Regions from separate parts of the Homo sapiens genome. Here region 2 is linked to region 1. Evidence: read pairs that join two places in POLR2A ChIA-PET (ENCODE). Cell type or tissue: MCF 10A. All regions are shown on one strand. Each heading gives the region's core, and the rest is flanking DNA. Links, peaks and the distances in the headings are about the cores only.

The links. ChIA-PET counts read pairs that join two places held together with the same protein. Peaks named below come from ENCODE experiments on the same cell type or tissue, not always from the same donor. Only the 100,000 strongest peaks of a DNase experiment are listed, where the experiment ranks them.
Region 2: POLR2A ChIA-PET joins it to region 1 with 5 read pairs; 5 of 35 experiments call an interaction of 5 or more read pairs at or near these places.

Annotation. Positions count from the first base shown.
Region 1 is chr7:98,115,801-98,124,200 of GRCh38, reverse strand. The region is part of intron 1 of LMTK2 (lemur tyrosine kinase 2); the gene reads right to left. Among named protein-coding and RNA genes, the nearest start is that of LMTK2, 13 kb to the right of the region's middle. In MCF 10A, for the core only: no CTCF peak of the experiment used is centred there; a DNase peak (open chromatin) is centred at 4,760.
Region 2 is chr7:98,183,984-98,192,383 of GRCh38, reverse strand. LMTK2 (lemur tyrosine kinase 2) reads right to left here. Exons shown (of 14, transcript NM_014916.4): 8 at 7,249-7,333; 9 at 5,386-5,507; 10 at 1,507-1,656; 11 at 1-770. Among named protein-coding and RNA genes, the nearest start is that of BHLHA15, 23 kb to the left of the region's middle. In MCF 10A, for the core only: no CTCF peak of the experiment used is centred there; no DNase peak of the experiment used is centred there.

The DNA of each region.
Region 1 (8,400 bases), core at 363-8,362:
TGGAGGGAAAAGGGGACATGGAGCACACCTCCAATCCATTTATTAACTCCCTGCTCTGAAAGAGGAACAGACTTTCAAGTATCACCTGACATTTGAAAAACCTCTTAGGTAAAAGACAGTGCCCAACCCAAACAGATATAAAGGAACCTGAGGGAAACAGACAATGCAGGGGCTAAAAAATAATAAAAAACAACAACTATATTCTCAGAAATAACAAGAGACAGTATACTCATGAGAGGAAAGAGGCTATTTAAAAAGTGGGAGAGGAGGCCTCCTGGAAATCAAATGAAATTGAAAAAAATACTTGCACATAGCAGTAGAACACAGACAAAAAGATCAACAGAAGTAAAGTAGAAGCTCATTCCAAAACATCCAACAATCTGCTGATAGAAGCTTTAGATGGAAAGAACAAAGAGAAGGAAGAGAATTCTTCCCAAAAAGTGTGTGCATATATACACATACATGTGTATGTCTGTGTGTGTGTGTGTGTGTGTGTATATATGAAAATTGGCCAGAACTAAAGCACACAACTTTCAAGGTTCAAAGGGCCCATTGTGCATCCATGTTGATGAATGAAATGGATGAAACGAGACTCATACCAAGGCACAGCTTTACAACTGTTCAGATCTAGACACATAGGAAGTCTTAAAAGCTTCAGACCTCTCAAGAGGCTGGACAGCGGCCACAGAGACACCACTGCAAGACTGGCATAGGACACAAGGGTTCCAGGACACAACAGCCAAACACACGGAGAGGAGATTTAAGCTGCTGACAAGGCACCTGGGACGGATTAATGATGTGTTCATAAAAAACTAACCAAAGAACTGTAATCATCACAAACACTATAGGGTCAGTTGTAAACAATGTCTGTAGCCATAAAAATGTAAATAATGAATGCTGATTTAATGGAAAAGTTTAAGTGACTGTGTTGAGAAAAAGGGTGAATGCACGTATGTGTGTGAATATATAAATCCTTGTCATGCATAGTAGAAACTCAGTATCTGATTAAAGCAACAAACAGTGCTACAAGCACATTAGCCCACAATGTGGCTAAAAGAGCTGCAGGGCGTTGCCACTGGGAGCCAGCAGCAGGGATGGGGAGGAACGGGACAGGACAGGGATTCACTATTTTTATGATAAACCCTGAAAAACTATTTAATTTTTTAAAACTATTTACATGCATCATTTGCAAATATAATTTACAAAATAGATCAAGGGGGAAGGAAAAAAAAAAGAGAACCAAGGAGATAAGAAACAACATTTAAGGGAGGGGACAAAGAAACAGAGCTGATAGGAAACAGGAAAAAGGATGTTTCGGAGGCAACAGGGAGGCATACTACCATGGAAGGCAGAGGAGAAAAGCATGTTTAAAAGTGTTATGCAGGCCAGGCACAGTGGCTCAGCCTGTAAGCCCAGCACTTTGGGAAGGGACACCCCAGCCTAGGGGACAGAGTGAGATCCAGTTATATATATACACACACACACACACACACACACACACACACACACACACACACACACACCATGTAGAGTTATTCACTGAACTGTTATTTATTATATAAGCTGACAGCAAGGGTCCAGGAGCAGGAGACAAAGAGGACATAAGTGAGGGATGCTGCAGCTGCCAGGAAAGGGTGGGATGAGAGGCATGGGTCACAATGCCTTGTTTTAAAGAGCTGAGAGAAAGAAGAGGAGAAAAATGACATTTGTTGACTGTTCCACACGCTTTTTAAAATACCTGTCCGTGACTCTTGAAAGGATATACAAAATATCCGCCAATGAGCATTATTCTTGGGACCTACAGCAGTTGCGGATTCCTAAAACCATCCAGGGTTGGAGGAGGGTGAGAACTGGGAAACTGCCTATGGGGTACTATGCTGATTGCCTGGGTGACAAAATTATCTATACACCAAATCCCCACGACATGCAATTTACCCACGTGACAAACCTGCACATGCACCCCCCGAAACAAAAACGAAAGTTGGAAAGGAAAAAAAAAGGAGTCCAGACCTCCACAAAAGCATATAAATCAATGGTGGTGTTTAAAGTATCTTTCATGTTTACAAATGAATGCTTACAAGTTTATGATTACACTTCTTAAAAGTCAGAAACATTTTTATTACCTTTAATTAAATGGTATAATGTCATCTCATAGGTAGAAACTAAATAGTTGTTTTTACAATTTTTTTTTTAACCCGAGACACGGTCTCGACAGTCCGGCTCTGTCGCCCAGGCTGGAGTGCAGAGGTGCGAACACAGCCTAGACCTCTCAGGCTCAAGTGATCCTCCCACCTCAGCCTCTTGAGTAGCTGTAACCACAGGTGCACACCACCACACCCAGCTAATTTTTTTAAAAAATTTTTGTAGCGTCGAGGTCTTGCCATGTTGCCCAGGCTGGTCTCGAACTCCTGGCCTCAAGCGATCCAGCCGCCTCAGCCTCCCAAAGTGCTGGGATTACAGCCCTGAGCCACCATGCCCGGCACAAATTTAAAAACAATATGAATGTGATTTTTTTCAGCCTAATTATGGAAGCTAGCACTTTGGTTTCCTAATTTTCTTTTTTTTTTTTGAGATGGAGTCTGGCTCTGTGCCAGGCTGGAATGCAGTGGCGCAATCTCGGCTCACTGCAACCTCCACCCTCCTGGGTTCAAGCGATTCCTCTGCCTCAGCCTCCCGAGTTGCTGGGACTAAAGGTGCACACCACCATGCCAGGCTAATTTTTTTTTTTTGTATTTTAGTAGAAACAAGGTTTCACCATGTTGGCCAGGATGGTCTTGATCTCCTAACCTCATGATCCACCTGCCTTGGCCTCCCAAAGTGCTGGGATTACAGGAGTGAGCCACCACGCCAGGCTTGGTTTCCTAATTTTCAATATGGCATTTTCTTTAGTACTTCAAGAGGCAATCTTATGATTCGTAGTTTAACATTTCACCCCAGTACTTTCAGAGAATATACAGAAATCAATATCCAGAGAAGTGGCTGGAGTTGGGTCTCCGTGTGTGCATGCGCATCGCACTACAGAGGTTCTTTAAAGCACAATGCGGTTCACCAGGGTGAACGGGTGGCCTGGACCTTAGGACCCTCACTCTTGAATCGGACCTGCCCCTAACTGGCGGTGTGAGACTGACTGCATCTGTAAAACTGGCATTTCAACTCTAAAATTCTACAGACTAGGATTTACGGTCCCAACATTTTCTAAGTCTACCGGGTGCCTATACGGTTAATGTTGGTGATCAGCTCTTTATTAAAGTGAATTTTCTTTTCAATACAGAAAACTAAGTTAGATGACAGATTCCCGAATTGTACTGCTGTGGCAGGCCTCTGGGAGAGTGTTCCCAGGGGGCTATTTTGGTAAGTTGGTTATTTTTCAGTGCCTTACCAGCAATCAGTGTCAGGGTGTTGCATTTTAATAACAGTCTGAGGTAAGAGTCAAGTGGGGCTCTGCTCAGTAACTGACAGGCTGGATCCGGGGAAGCAACCGCTGCTGCCTAGATAGGGAACCCTTCTACAGGGGCAAATTGCCAGGAAAGAATGGGGACAGGATATTTTTTCCTCTTGAAAGGGGCACAAGTTTAATTTATTGAGGGTTCTGAGAAGAATCTGCGATGAGAAAAATACTTTAAACTTAAATTTAGTGGCTAATCTGAGAGGCCACCAATAGATCACAACACTTTAGTTTTGCAGTAAAAAGCTGCAACTACAAAATTTTATAATTACTAGTTGGTTAAAACAGATATTTTAAATGTGCAAAATGATTGCAAACTTCTCCTCCTTTATCTTCTAAGTCCAAGATGTCTTGGGGATTTACTTCCTATAATTAAAGGTTGCAATTATACCATGTCAAACTCAAGTCCCTTCCTCAGTCTAGCAAAAACAGGGAAAACAAAGTTTGGGGATGGACTGAGAATATGAGCCTGAAGGGGGAAAAAAAAATAAGCCTTTTAAAATTATAGTGGTTTCACTTTTAAATAAGAGCAGCTCCTCTCTCAAAAACCGCTATCATAGATGTAACTAAATTCTTTTCTCCCACCCAAGGCATACATGTTGTCAAAAAATAGTCTGTACTAATACAAGAGCCTATGGTGTTCTTCATCAAACCCGACTGATGATTATACAATCATTATAATGTAGCAGCTTCAGAGACAGTTTACTTTTTTTAGCTCATCATAAGAAAATTTTGTACAGATCAATCATCCACAGCAAATATATCAAAATATAACAACAAACAGCTTTTAAAAAAAAGTACCTATCAAAAAATATGAAATAGGCTACAAATCCTAGGCTACACCTAAATGAGTTAGCTTAGAAAAATAAACTTTTTAAAAGCAAGATGCTAACAACATATTATCCTAGCAAAACAAAACACCCTGCAAGTTACCGTATAGATTACGAATCAGGGGTTCTCACGTTACAGCACACCCATTTATCACCAAGGGAATTAAGAATGTCACGGTTTTATACCTGCTCTCAAAATTTCCCTACGAGTCACCTGCCACCCTGACTCTAGCTGCAGTGAGCTGAGGCCTGGTGGTCCAGGACTGGCACCAAGATTCTCAGCTCACGGTACCAGCATCTGATTGTCGGACTACCTGCTGTTTTCCCTGATATTTATACATGATATTCGTAAAATGTAAAGAAGCTATTATTCATACAGACATCTAGAGAAGGAGTGAAGTTTTTAAAAAAATAAAAAAATACTTATTTCAAGCTTTAGCTGTGTTCTGCCCCGGAGTGCTTGAATTCCTTTGTGGTGATGGCATATGTACTCACAGGGAGATATTTACACGTGGTGCTCAGGATGAGTGAGCTCTTCAGATTTCAGGTGTTGGCATTCATTTTAAAATCTCAAGTTTTTAATCAAATGGAATGTTTTCCTCCTTTCCTTGATTCTCACTAGTTACACAAGTCAACAGATTTCCAGTAAATAACTGGTATTATTTTGTACGTAGTAGAAGATGAAATATGTGTGTTGTGGCAGTGAGGGGATGAGGGGAGAAATAACCAGAAAACTATTATAAATGCAGGATTCCAGCCCAGCCTTCAGCATTTTGATTCAGCTGGTTAGTTTGGGACCCAGAAATCTGCATTTCTTTTTTTTTTTTTTTTTTTGAGATGGATTCTCACTCTGTCACCCAGGCGGGAGTGCAGTGGCACTATCTTGGTTCACTGCAACCTCCGCCTCCCAGGTTCAAGCGATTATCTTGCCTCAGCCTCCTGAGTAGCTGGGACTACAGGCACCCGCCACCACACCTGGCTAATTTTTTGTATTTTTAGTAGAGACGCGGTTTCACCATGTTAGCCAGGACGGTCTCGATCTCCTGACCTCATGATCTGCCTGCCTCGGTTTCCCAAAGTGTTGGGATTACAGGCATGAGCCACTGCGCCCGGCCAAAATCTGCATTTCTACAAATACCTAGGTGATCTGCACGCAAGCCATCCTGTTTTATAAAAACACACTTACTTCTTCCTGAAGCATTTTCAGCTGCACTGATCCGTCACTGAGATTTACATCAATACAACAAAGGCTAGGGCAGAGGGAAGGGTAAAGGTGAAACAAGATGAATCATGAATGAAAATACTGTGGATGCTGGGTGACGGGAACACGAGGGTCCACTATACCACTTCACTCTATTTTTCTGTATGTTTGAAATTTTCTATAATAAAAAGAAAAAAAAAGCAAAGCAAAGCTCAGTAAACAGATCAAAGCAAGTCTACAGCCCCATGCTCTTCAAGAGACTCGCCAGTAGAAATTTCATCTGAACTTTTACCAATTCAAGGAGTTGCCTATAAACCTTTTCAGCAATTCCAACACTGAAAGACCCCCCAAAATAATCCTCTCTAACTAAATTCTTAAGCCAAAGAGGTTTCGTTCATATTCTCAGAGATTAAGCTGCTCTTGGAGGAGGTAAATCGAATCTATTTTTCATATATTTATTACTCTAAAAAGAAAAATAAGATTCTGCCAATATCATTATAATGCAGTTAGTACCACAAACATGGTATTTAGAATGTTTATGGTGGTATTTAATAGTTTAAGTGACAGGGAGAAAACATGGACAGAGTCCTTCCAGCTCATCTGTCTCTAAGAGGTCCCAAAGTTGCTCTCTCCTCCCCTCCCCACAACCCCAAAGATTAGGTACAGGAAGCAGAGGATCAAAAATCTATTAAAAATGCCCAGAAGCAATGAGCAAACCCAGCACCCAGATCTTGTTTTTTTTGTTTGTTTGGTTTTTTTTGAGACAATCTCACTCTGTCACCCAGGCTGGAGTGCAGTGGTCCGATCTCGGCTCATTGCAACTTCCATCTCCTGGGTTCAAGTGATTCTCCTGCCTCAACCTCCCGAGTAGCTGGGATTACAGGCGCACACCACCACACCTGGCTAATTTTTGTATTGTTAGTAGAGACGAGGTTTTACCACGTTGGTCAGGCTAGTCTTGAACTCCTGACCTCAAGTGATCCGCCCACCTCGGCCTCCCAAAGTGCTGGGATTACAGGCATGAGCCACTGCGCCTGGCCCAGATCTTGGTTTCTCATATCACTCTCCAATCAGAGGAACCAGAGCTCCTTGAAGAAAAGGCTGATTCTAGGACTGGGGCAGGGAATATACAAGATGAACCTGTAGCTTCTTGAAATGCCAGAAAATAAGGAAATGCTTAAAAAAAAAATGAGGATATGTCAGCGGGGCACCCAGGAGCTAACTGAAAGAGCTCTCGATGGCCAAAGCTGGTACAATGTAAGAACAAATAAACAACACTGTGGAATCAACTCGAAGTATAAAATAAATATCCATGCATCCACACTGACATAAGTAAATGCTTGAATAAAGAAATAAACAGAGGATCGCATGGGCCCGGGAGTTCAAGGCTGCAGTGAGTCATGACTGTGCTACTGCACTCCAGTTTGGACTACAGAGCAAGACCTGTCAAGGAAAGGGAAGGGGAAGAGGAAGAAAAAAAGAAAAGAAGAGAATACGCGAGTCTCTTCAACAGAACTCCAAAGAATGTCTACAGACACTTCCTTGCAAAGAGGTGGAGCACAGCTTGCCACTCATTAAGTGTTGACCCTGCACTCGTACACCATGGGGAGGGGAGGACAGAGTAACTTTACAGGGTGAAAGCTGACAAACACTACTCAGCCAGGTGATCAAGTGACAAGTCATGCTGTGTGATGTTGTGTGCACACACCCTTGATGTGATGTGATGAGAATGGCACTTTAACTCTGTGGTCTTCCTCCCAGAAACCCACACCCCCAGTCTAATCGTGAGAAAAACATCAGACAAATCCCAGTTGAGGGACATTCTACAAAATATCTGACCAGTCAGTACTCCTCAAAGCTGTCCAGGTCACTCTAAACAAGGAATGGACTGGGGGAGCCCAAGGGGCATAACTACTAAATGTAATGTGGTTTCCTGGAAGAGAAAAAAAGACACTAGAGAAATATTAAAGAAACTGAACAAGCTGTGGACTTATTTAATAGCAATATATTAATACTTGTTCCTTAGTTGTGACAAATGTACTACATTAATATAGGATGTTAACAACAGGGACTGGGTAAAAGATACACAGGAACACTCTGTACTATCTTTGCAATGTTTCTGTAAATCTAAAATTGTTGTGAAAGAAAAAGGTTTTAATAAAAAAAAAACTATAAATGGCCTCATCCCAGGTGAAGGTCTGTGGCTGCATGGGAAGTCAAGTCCGCAAGAGAATGAGAGGCTTCAGCTCATACCCTCTCCTTCACACACACACACGCGGACACAAACACACACACACACGCACAAACACACGCACATGCACACACACACACACAGACACACACTGAGGTACTGGTTTGGAGAACTTAGTTCTCTAGTATCATCTTCATCATCCTCAGTTACAAATGCTGACAGAGCATCTACAACCTGTGACATACCATCCAAACACCAATCCCAAAAATGTGCTATCCCAAGGATATAAGACACGGTCCTTGCAAACTAGGTAAAGAGACAGGACTTAAACAATGATGTAGGCCGGACACTGTGGCTCACACCTATAATCCCAACACCGTGGGAGGCCGAAGCCAGAGGACTGCTTGAGGCCAGGAGTTTGAGACCAGCCTGGGCAACATGGCAACTTTACTTTTGTAGACCATCTCTACAAAAAGTAAAAATTGGCCAAGCATGGTTACATGCGCCTATAGTCCCAGCTACTCAGGAGCTGACATGGGAGGACTGCTTGAGCCTAGGAGTTCAGGGATGCAGTAAACCATGACAGTTCACTGCACTCCAGCCTGGGCAACAGAGCAAGACTTTGTCTCTTAAACAAACAAACAAAAAACCAATGATATGAAGATATAAAGTGGTATTTGGTATTTATTAAGTGCAAGTAGTAGACTGGTATGATGAAACCAAACCTTTCTTT
Region 2 (8,400 bases), core at 42-8,041, 69 kb before region 1:
CCACATCATTAAATATATTGTTGAAAGGGCTCTCGGGGCCACTGGTCACGTGTAAGTCCCCTGGTAAGCTAGAGTCTTTGGGGTCTGTACTGCTTTGGAAGAAGTCCTCATCTGTACTGGACTCCTCAAGTTCAACGCTCCTGAGCGCCGTGAGCTGGGACAGTTCAGGGCCAGTCCTTTCTGGATTATCCATGTCGGTTGTGAGCAGCGCTGGTGGGTAATCAAGCTCCAAGTTACTACCACTTTTTTCTTCTAACTGGATATAATAGTCGCTTCCAACAGAAAGGTTGTGGGCATCAAAAACAGGAACCACTCCAGGGACCCTCAGGGGGACATCCTGGCCGCTGTCATCTTGCTTTCCGGGCCCAGGATCTGAAAGCGAACTCTCAAAAACTTCAACCGGATAGAAGATGCTCGTGTAGGACAAGCCTTCGTCCAGGTGGCCCCGGCTGCGCTCGTCAAAGTGGTCGTGCTTAGCGGCCTCCCAGACATACTCGAAGCTCAGGCCCTGGCTGGTTTCGGTCACGGTGAGGACTTCCTCCATTTCACGACCCAGCCGGTCCCTGGCAAAGTGGTCGAGAATTGGGAATGCAGCATTGTTGGAGGAGTCTCTGCTGTTTGTGTTCGGCTTCAGAGCGTTCCACTGCTGTTCAAAGTCGACCTCTGAGTCCCGCTGGCTCTGCAGCCGCAGGTAAGTCAGCAGCCTGTGCACATCTTCAGCCGCGGGTCTCTTTTCTGGTGACAGCCAACAGAACTGTAAGACTTCATACCTGAGCAGCACACGACAAGCAATCAGTGGAACCATCACGAATTTTTTTTTTTTTTTTGGTTCGAGACGGAGTCTTGCTCTGTCACCCAGTCTGGAGTGCAGTGGCATGATCCCGGCTCACTGCAACCTCTGCCTCCTGGGTTCAAGCAATTCTCTTGCCTCAGCCTCCCGAGCAGCTGGGATTACAGGCGCCCGCTGCCGCGCCCAGCTAATTTTTGTATTTTTAGTACAGACGGGGTTTCACCATGTTGGCCAGGCTGGTCTTGAACTCCTCACCTCGTGATCTGCCCACCTCAGCCTCCCAAAGTGCTGGGATTACAGGGATGAGCCATTGTGCCTGGCCGAATCAGTTAAAAATATCAAAAGAGGCCAGGCACCCTGGCTCACACTTGTAATCCTGGGGCAATGGGAGGCTGAAGTGGGAGGATCACTTGAGCCAGGAGTTCAAGAACAGCCTGGGCAACATACTGAGACCCTGTCTCTACATTTTTTTTTAAATAAAAATAAATAAATAAACAATATGAAAAGAATTTACAAGGACCCTAAAGCCAACTCAACACCCGAAACATTTCTACACCTTCATCACTGCCAACCACATTAAGTAGTTCAGCTCATGGTGACATCATGGTGAAAGAGGAAATGAAGAAACATAATATTTGGCCCACGAATTTTTTTGTGTTTTGGGGACACCTCACAGTGAAGACGAAACAGAACAGGCGGAATGTGAGGCTACCAACCATCTATCAGAGTAGGGCTGCTCCAGCTGGGGCTTCGGGAGTTTTGTGTCTCTCTCTCTAATGACTTGGTTGAGGACATCTAAGTTGGAAAGGTTTGAATACGGCTGTGCGGCATTGTCAAAAAGCTCCCAAAGTGTCACACCCAGAGACCTGTTGGAAAAAGAAAATGGCTGTTTCTCTCTCCCTTTAGATGTCAAATTTTTAACACTCATACTTGTTACATAGCCAGTAATTTTAAGGACAAGGTGTGTATTGAAAAGATTATTAATAGGATCTTTGTTGTTGTTGTTGTTGTTTTAAGACAGAGTCTCACTGTCGCCCAGGCTGGAGTGCAATGGTGTGATCTCCACTCACTGCAACCTCTGCCTCCCGGGTTCAAGTGATTCTCCTGCCTCAGCCTCCCAAGTAACTGGGATTACAGGCACAAGCCATCATGCCCTGCCAATTTTTATAATTTTAGTAGAGATAGGGTTTCACCACGTTGGCCAGGCTGCTCTCAAAGTCCTGACCTCAGGTGATCCACCTGCCTTGGCCTTCCAAAGTGCTGAGATTACAGGCGTGAGCCACCACAACCAGCCAAGATTGTTCTTTAATCTGAAACCAATAATCAACAGCACAATAGCAAAAAAAGAGGCATTTCTGTTAAAATGAGGAAGACCATGCCTCCTATTTGCTACTGAATACCACCCTAGAAGTTTTGGCCAATGAAAAAAGTACAAAACAGAGATAATAGGTGTAATTATGTGGATGAGATGACTATCAACTTTTAAGTACTCAATAAATTATTGGAAAGACCATCAGAATGTTCTAAAAATTTGGCAGAATTGCTGGAAACAAGATAAATACCCTGAATTCTGATTTTTTTTTTTTGGTAGAAAAATACACCTATTAACAACATTAGTAAACACCAGAAACCATCTAAAAGGAATCTTTACATGGGCAAGACGATATCCTCTCTGTGAGACCCACAAGTTTGGTTTGAGTTACTCCTCAGTATCGTGGGTTTTGCTGCTATTCTGAAGGGATCCCCCATCACGCTGGCAGCTGTGTGCCAGGAGAGACCCTGAGGGCTGCCTCACCACAGCAGGAACGCCCTTCTCAGTCCCAGCCCAATCCTCTCTCACACTGCGGTGCTCTGTCCCCATGGAAACAGCCTCTGCTGGCTTCCTGGGTCAGAGGAGCTGCCTCTCATTTCCTCCACGAGGTCTCTGCATTTCCTCCCCACCACGCACTGCCTCCATCCCGCATTTGTGTCTATTTACTGCAATGTTCCCGAACGTGACTCTCATCTGTGTCCTCTGGGAAGCCGTGAACACACACACTGCTAGGTCAGATCCACCCCTAAAGGATGCTTAGTTGGTAGATCCAGGTGTGGCCTAGAAAACTCACGTTTTAAAAAGTTCCCCAGTGATTCTGATGTCCAGCTAACCCTCCACGACACGCCCCAAACAACAAAGAAGCAACTACATTTTGACAAAAATCACTAAAGGAGAGCACCAGAGCCCATCAAAGGAGTAACAGGTACTCAGGAGATTCAGGACAGCCACAGCGAGAGCGGAAGGAAACGCCTGGCCTCCACCACCCCATCCCTGGCAGGCGCAGCCAGGAACCAGGAGCAACTTTCTCTTCCAGGTAAGGGCAAGTAAGAGGATCTCACTGTGGACCCCTACATCCTCACACTGCTCACCGTGGACACTACAGTCCTCACACTGGGGTCGCCTGGGGTCCTCACAGGCAGTAAGCCCAGCTGAAGAATTCAATAAATGAAATAAAAAGAAATACAGAACTTCAACAACAGACTCAAGCAGAAGAACCTCTCAACTTGAAGAAAGGTTGTTTGAAATCACCCAGTCAGAGGGAAAAAGACAGAAGAATGAAAAGGAGTGAAGGGAGGCTTCAGGGCTTATGGGAGACTACAGTGCAAACAAATACACACATTATGGGAGTTACAGAAATAAAAGAGCTAGGAGAAGGCAGAGAAAGGCTATTTAAGGAAAGAACAGCTTAAAAACTTCCCAAGTCTTGGGAGAGATACAGACATCCAGATCCAGGAAGCTCAAAGGTCCTTAAAATACAATCAACCCCAAAAGGTCATTTCAGAGGCACATTATAGTCAAATTGTCAAAAGCCAAAGACAAAGATAAAAATTCTAAAAACAGCCAGAGAAAAGCATTAAGTCACATAGGAGGGAAGCAGAGAATAGGATGGTATACTCAAAGTACTGAAATTGGCAGCCAAGAACACTATGCCCTGCAAAGATATCCTTCGGAAATGAAGGAGGGTTGGGCGCGATGGCTCATGACTATAATCCCAGCACTCTAGGAGACTAAGGCATGAGGATTGCTTGGGGCCAGGAGTTCAAGACCAGCCTGGGCAACACAGCATGACCTCGTCTCTACTAAAAAAATATATATAATAATAACTTTTTTTAAAAAATGGAGAAATAAAGTCTTTCCCAGATAAGCAAAAACTGAAGGAATTCATCATTATGAGACATGCCTTAAGAGAAATGGTCCAGGAGTCCTGTATCTGGAAGCTAAAGGAGGATAACCATCAACATGAAAAAACACAGAAGTATCAGACTCACGATACACTAGGTAGAGCAGATACACAAGGGGGAAAGAAAAAGGAAGAAAACCTCATCACTCGTGGAAGATAAAAAGGTTGATCTCATAGAAGTAGAGAGTAGAAGAGTGATTACTTGAGGCAGGGAAGGGGAGGGAGAGGAGGAATAGTGAGAAGCTGACTAACGAATACAAAATTTCGGCTGGGAAGGAGGAATAAGATCTAGTGTTCTAAAGCACTGAAGGGTGACTATAATTAACAACAAATTTTTGTATATTTTCAAACAGCTCTAAGAGCGGCTTTTGAATGTTCCCAAAAACAAAAAGAAAAAATGATACATGTCTGGAGTGAAGGGGATACTAGTTACCCTGATTTGATCATCACACACTGTATATAGGTATCAAAATATTACACTGGGCCAGGTGCGGTGGCTCACGCCTGTAATCCCAGTACTTTGGGAGGACGAGGCAGGCGGATCACTTGAGTTCAGGAGTTCGAGACCAGCCATGGCAAAACTCCATCTCTACTAAAAGTACAAAAATGGTGTGGTAGTACATATTGGTAATCCCAATTACTCGGGAGGCTGAGGCACAAGAATTACTTGAACCAGGGAGGTGGACACTGCAGTGAGCCGTGAGCCGAGACTACACCACTGTACTCCAGCCTGGGCGACAGTGAGACTCTATCTCAAAACAACAACAACAACAACAACAACAAAAACATATATATATATCACTGTACCCCATAAATATGTCCAATTATATGCATCAATGAAAAAAATAATAAAAGCAAAAAAATTGTTTTAAAGAAATCAATCCAAAAGAAAGCAAGGAGAGAAAAAAAAAAGCAGGACAACAGCACATAAAACATAGCTATAAATTAAGAAGGCTGTGACAGAAATTGTTAGTCAAAGTTTTAGGTGCATCTTTTTAGCTCCCATTAAACTGACTCCTATAAATCATAGTATAAACATGATAGTCCACACCCCTTTCAGTTTCTTCTTTCACTTCAATAAATACATATTAAATATCTATTACATGTCAGGCCCTGTGGGAGGCACAGAATATGAAACAGACTTGGTTCCTGCTTTTCTAAAGGAAAATGGGTAGCAGGGGCAGTATTCAAAACGTTAACTCCATCACCACAATTGTGATAATTACTATTTGTGTCTTTTAAACTGTCTTTTTCACACCATCAGATACTCTTTTGTTCCTACATCTTATACAACTACTTTCCTTTAAGGAAGTACTCAAAGAGGAAGAAGTTAGGACTTTGCCAAAGAAATGACTAATAAAACGGTAAGCCAATACGTACCAGATATTACTATACTTAGTCTGATCTGCAGTTAGCAGTCTGTCTTGAAAGCTGGTTACTAATTCTGGAGCAGTCCATCGCAGAGGGAAAACTTTTTTATCATCTGTTTCAATATAATCCTCCTGTTTTGTTAGAAAGCACACAGAATTTTGAATAGAATTATACTTTTGGTGAGTTCAAGAATTTAAATCCATGGTATTCTCAGAAAACATATACCCAATCCAAAAACCAGGTCAGAAAAAAAAGCAGGCATGAAGAGTGACTTTCTGGGCAGAAAGTGGGTAAGGAGTTTTGCTGAAGCCTCCTGGGCTTCATGACCTCATCTGCGAGCCATGAACGCTTGCTAAGTCATCCTTCTTGGATAAGAAAGTACGCTGTGTCTGATGCATATAACATAGACTCTGAGCAAAACACTAAAACAATATATACTGGGACTTATGCGCTGAACAGTGAAGCCAGTTAGGGAGCAAGACTGTAGGCTTTAGACTCTGACAGACCGGGGTTTGAAGTCCTCATTCTACCATTTACCAGCTATGTGATTCTACGCAAGCAACAACTTTGTGAAGTTTTTTCCTGATCTGTGAAGTGAGGAGAACACAAACCTCCCCTCTGCGGTGAGGATTAAATGAGATGATGCAGGCCGGGCTCGGTGGCTCACGCCTGCAATCCCAGCACTTTGGAAGGCTGAGGTGGGCGGATCACAAAGTCAGGAGTTCGAGACCAGCCTGGCCAACAGGGTGAAACCCGTCTCCACTAAAAATACAAAAATTAGCTGGGCGTGGTGGAGGGACCCTGTAGTCCCAGTTACTCGGAAGGCTAAGGCAGGAGAATCGCTTGAACCCGGGAGGCGGAGGTTGCAGTGAGCCGAGATCGCGCCACTGCACTCCAGCCAGGGTGACAGCGAGACCCCATCTCAAAAAAAGAAAAAAAAAAAAAAGAGATGATGCAGGATACAGGCAGGTGCTAAGTGCCTGACATCTAGCAAGTGCTCGAGACACTAGAGCTACTATGTAGACAAATAACCAATTTCTATTTGCATAATATTTTTTGAAAATATTACCCGTTTGGTCCTCACAAGAACTCCGAAAAACAGAACAGATCTTATCCGTATGTTGCTGCTCAGAAAGCGGAGGTCAAGGCTGGGTGGGGTGACTCACACCTGTAATCCTAGTACTCTGGGAGGCCAAGGCAGGCAAGTTGCTTGAACCCAGGAGTTTAAGAACAGCCTGGGCAATATAGCAAGACTCCGTTTAAAAAAAAAAAAAAGAAAGGAAAAGAAAATGGAGGTCAAGTGGCTTATCCGAGGTCTCCTGACAGCCCGGAGCTGGGACAGTCCCATTCTCTGCCCCAGAACGCTCTACCTCATTCACTGGGGCTACACAGACACACACAAATGGAAACTTCATTGACTTCTTCACTTATTTCCTTTAGAATATATTCATGACAGAGTTAAAAAAACCTAGATCCCCAGGTTACTGAACATGAGCTGAAATTTTACTGACCACGTAATGGAGAAACATTTATATGATATGTATATTTTATCATAACAGGTAATAATAACTACTGTTGCTCATGTGTTCACTCTAAAATTTATTATGCACCATCAGACTACATCATTTACAGTGTTTATAAATATTTTTAAACGAAACTTTTGGAAAGCTGTTGCAAAACCTCGGATGCAAAGCCGCAGACTTACACAAGCCACACGCCAGAAGCCTAGACCACATTAAAATGACTGCTGCAAATCCCTCTCCAGAAAGCCTAGCGACTAAGATTCTTATACAAACAGTGGGGCATTTGGTGACATTACAACTTCACAATTCAAATTAAATCAGACTGAAAACATTTAAACCTCTGGCTTACCTTGTACCTGCTGAATCCTATTCCGTAATCTCCCACTTTCACATTTAAGTCGGAGGTGAGAAAACAATTCCGCAGGGCTAAATCACTGAAAACAGAGGGAAGTGAACATGGCAAGAAGAATCAACAACCAGGATCATGCTGTATGGAAATGCCACAGAAATGGGCTTTCTCTCGGGATCCGAGTAAGTATATTGAGCTCTCTGCTTAAGAATTAACCTCTCAAAATTCTTTTTCATAGTAGAAGTATTACATATGTCATCAATCACTTAAATAATAAAGATGATCACACTTTTAGGCAAGTAACTAGCTCAGGTTAAATACTGACCATATCTGTACCACGTTCTACATTAAAACCGGATGTATGGCTTGTTTCCTTGTATTTTCTTTTCTTTTCTTTTTTTTTCTCATTCAATTTAGAAGTTTATTTTGCCAAGGTTAAGGACGTGCCTGTGACACAGCCTCAGGAGGTCCTGACGACATGTGTCCAAGGTGGTCAGGCTACAGTTCAATTTTATACATTTTAGGAAGACATAAGACATCAATCAACACATGTAAGATGTACAATGGCTCAGTCAAAAAAGGCAGAACAACTCAAACACTCTAAGTGGAGGCTTTCAGCTCATAGGTATGTTAGAGTAGGTAGTTAGGCAGATATGGACAGGGCAGGAGAGCACCCCCACACACATACCCCCAACCCGTTGCCCCCAGGACTGTCAGGCGACAATAAAGTGATGGTCAGGTGGTTGTTAAACTGTCTCTCTAAAATGATAAGTGGTCACAGCCAGCACCAGGAAAAGACAGTCTCCTAACAGACAGAAAACACTCGGAACTGGTGTTATCCTCTTCTCAAAGACCTCAAACAGGCACACTAAGAGGCAAAATGGCCTCTTATACGACCTCCCACTGGGAACGCTCGACAGGTTAAGGAAAAAACTCCTCAAGTGAACACGTGCACAACTTCAGCAAACCCCAGAACCATAACAATGTACAAAACCCCAAGTCAAGGGTTGAACAGGGCACTTGGATCTTGCAAGTCACCCGCTTGGCCCTTCTAAGTGTACTGCTTCCTTTCACTCCTGCTCTAAAACTTTCAAACAAATTCTCACTCCTGTTCTTAAAACTTGCCTCAGTCTCTCCCTCTGCCTGAAACCA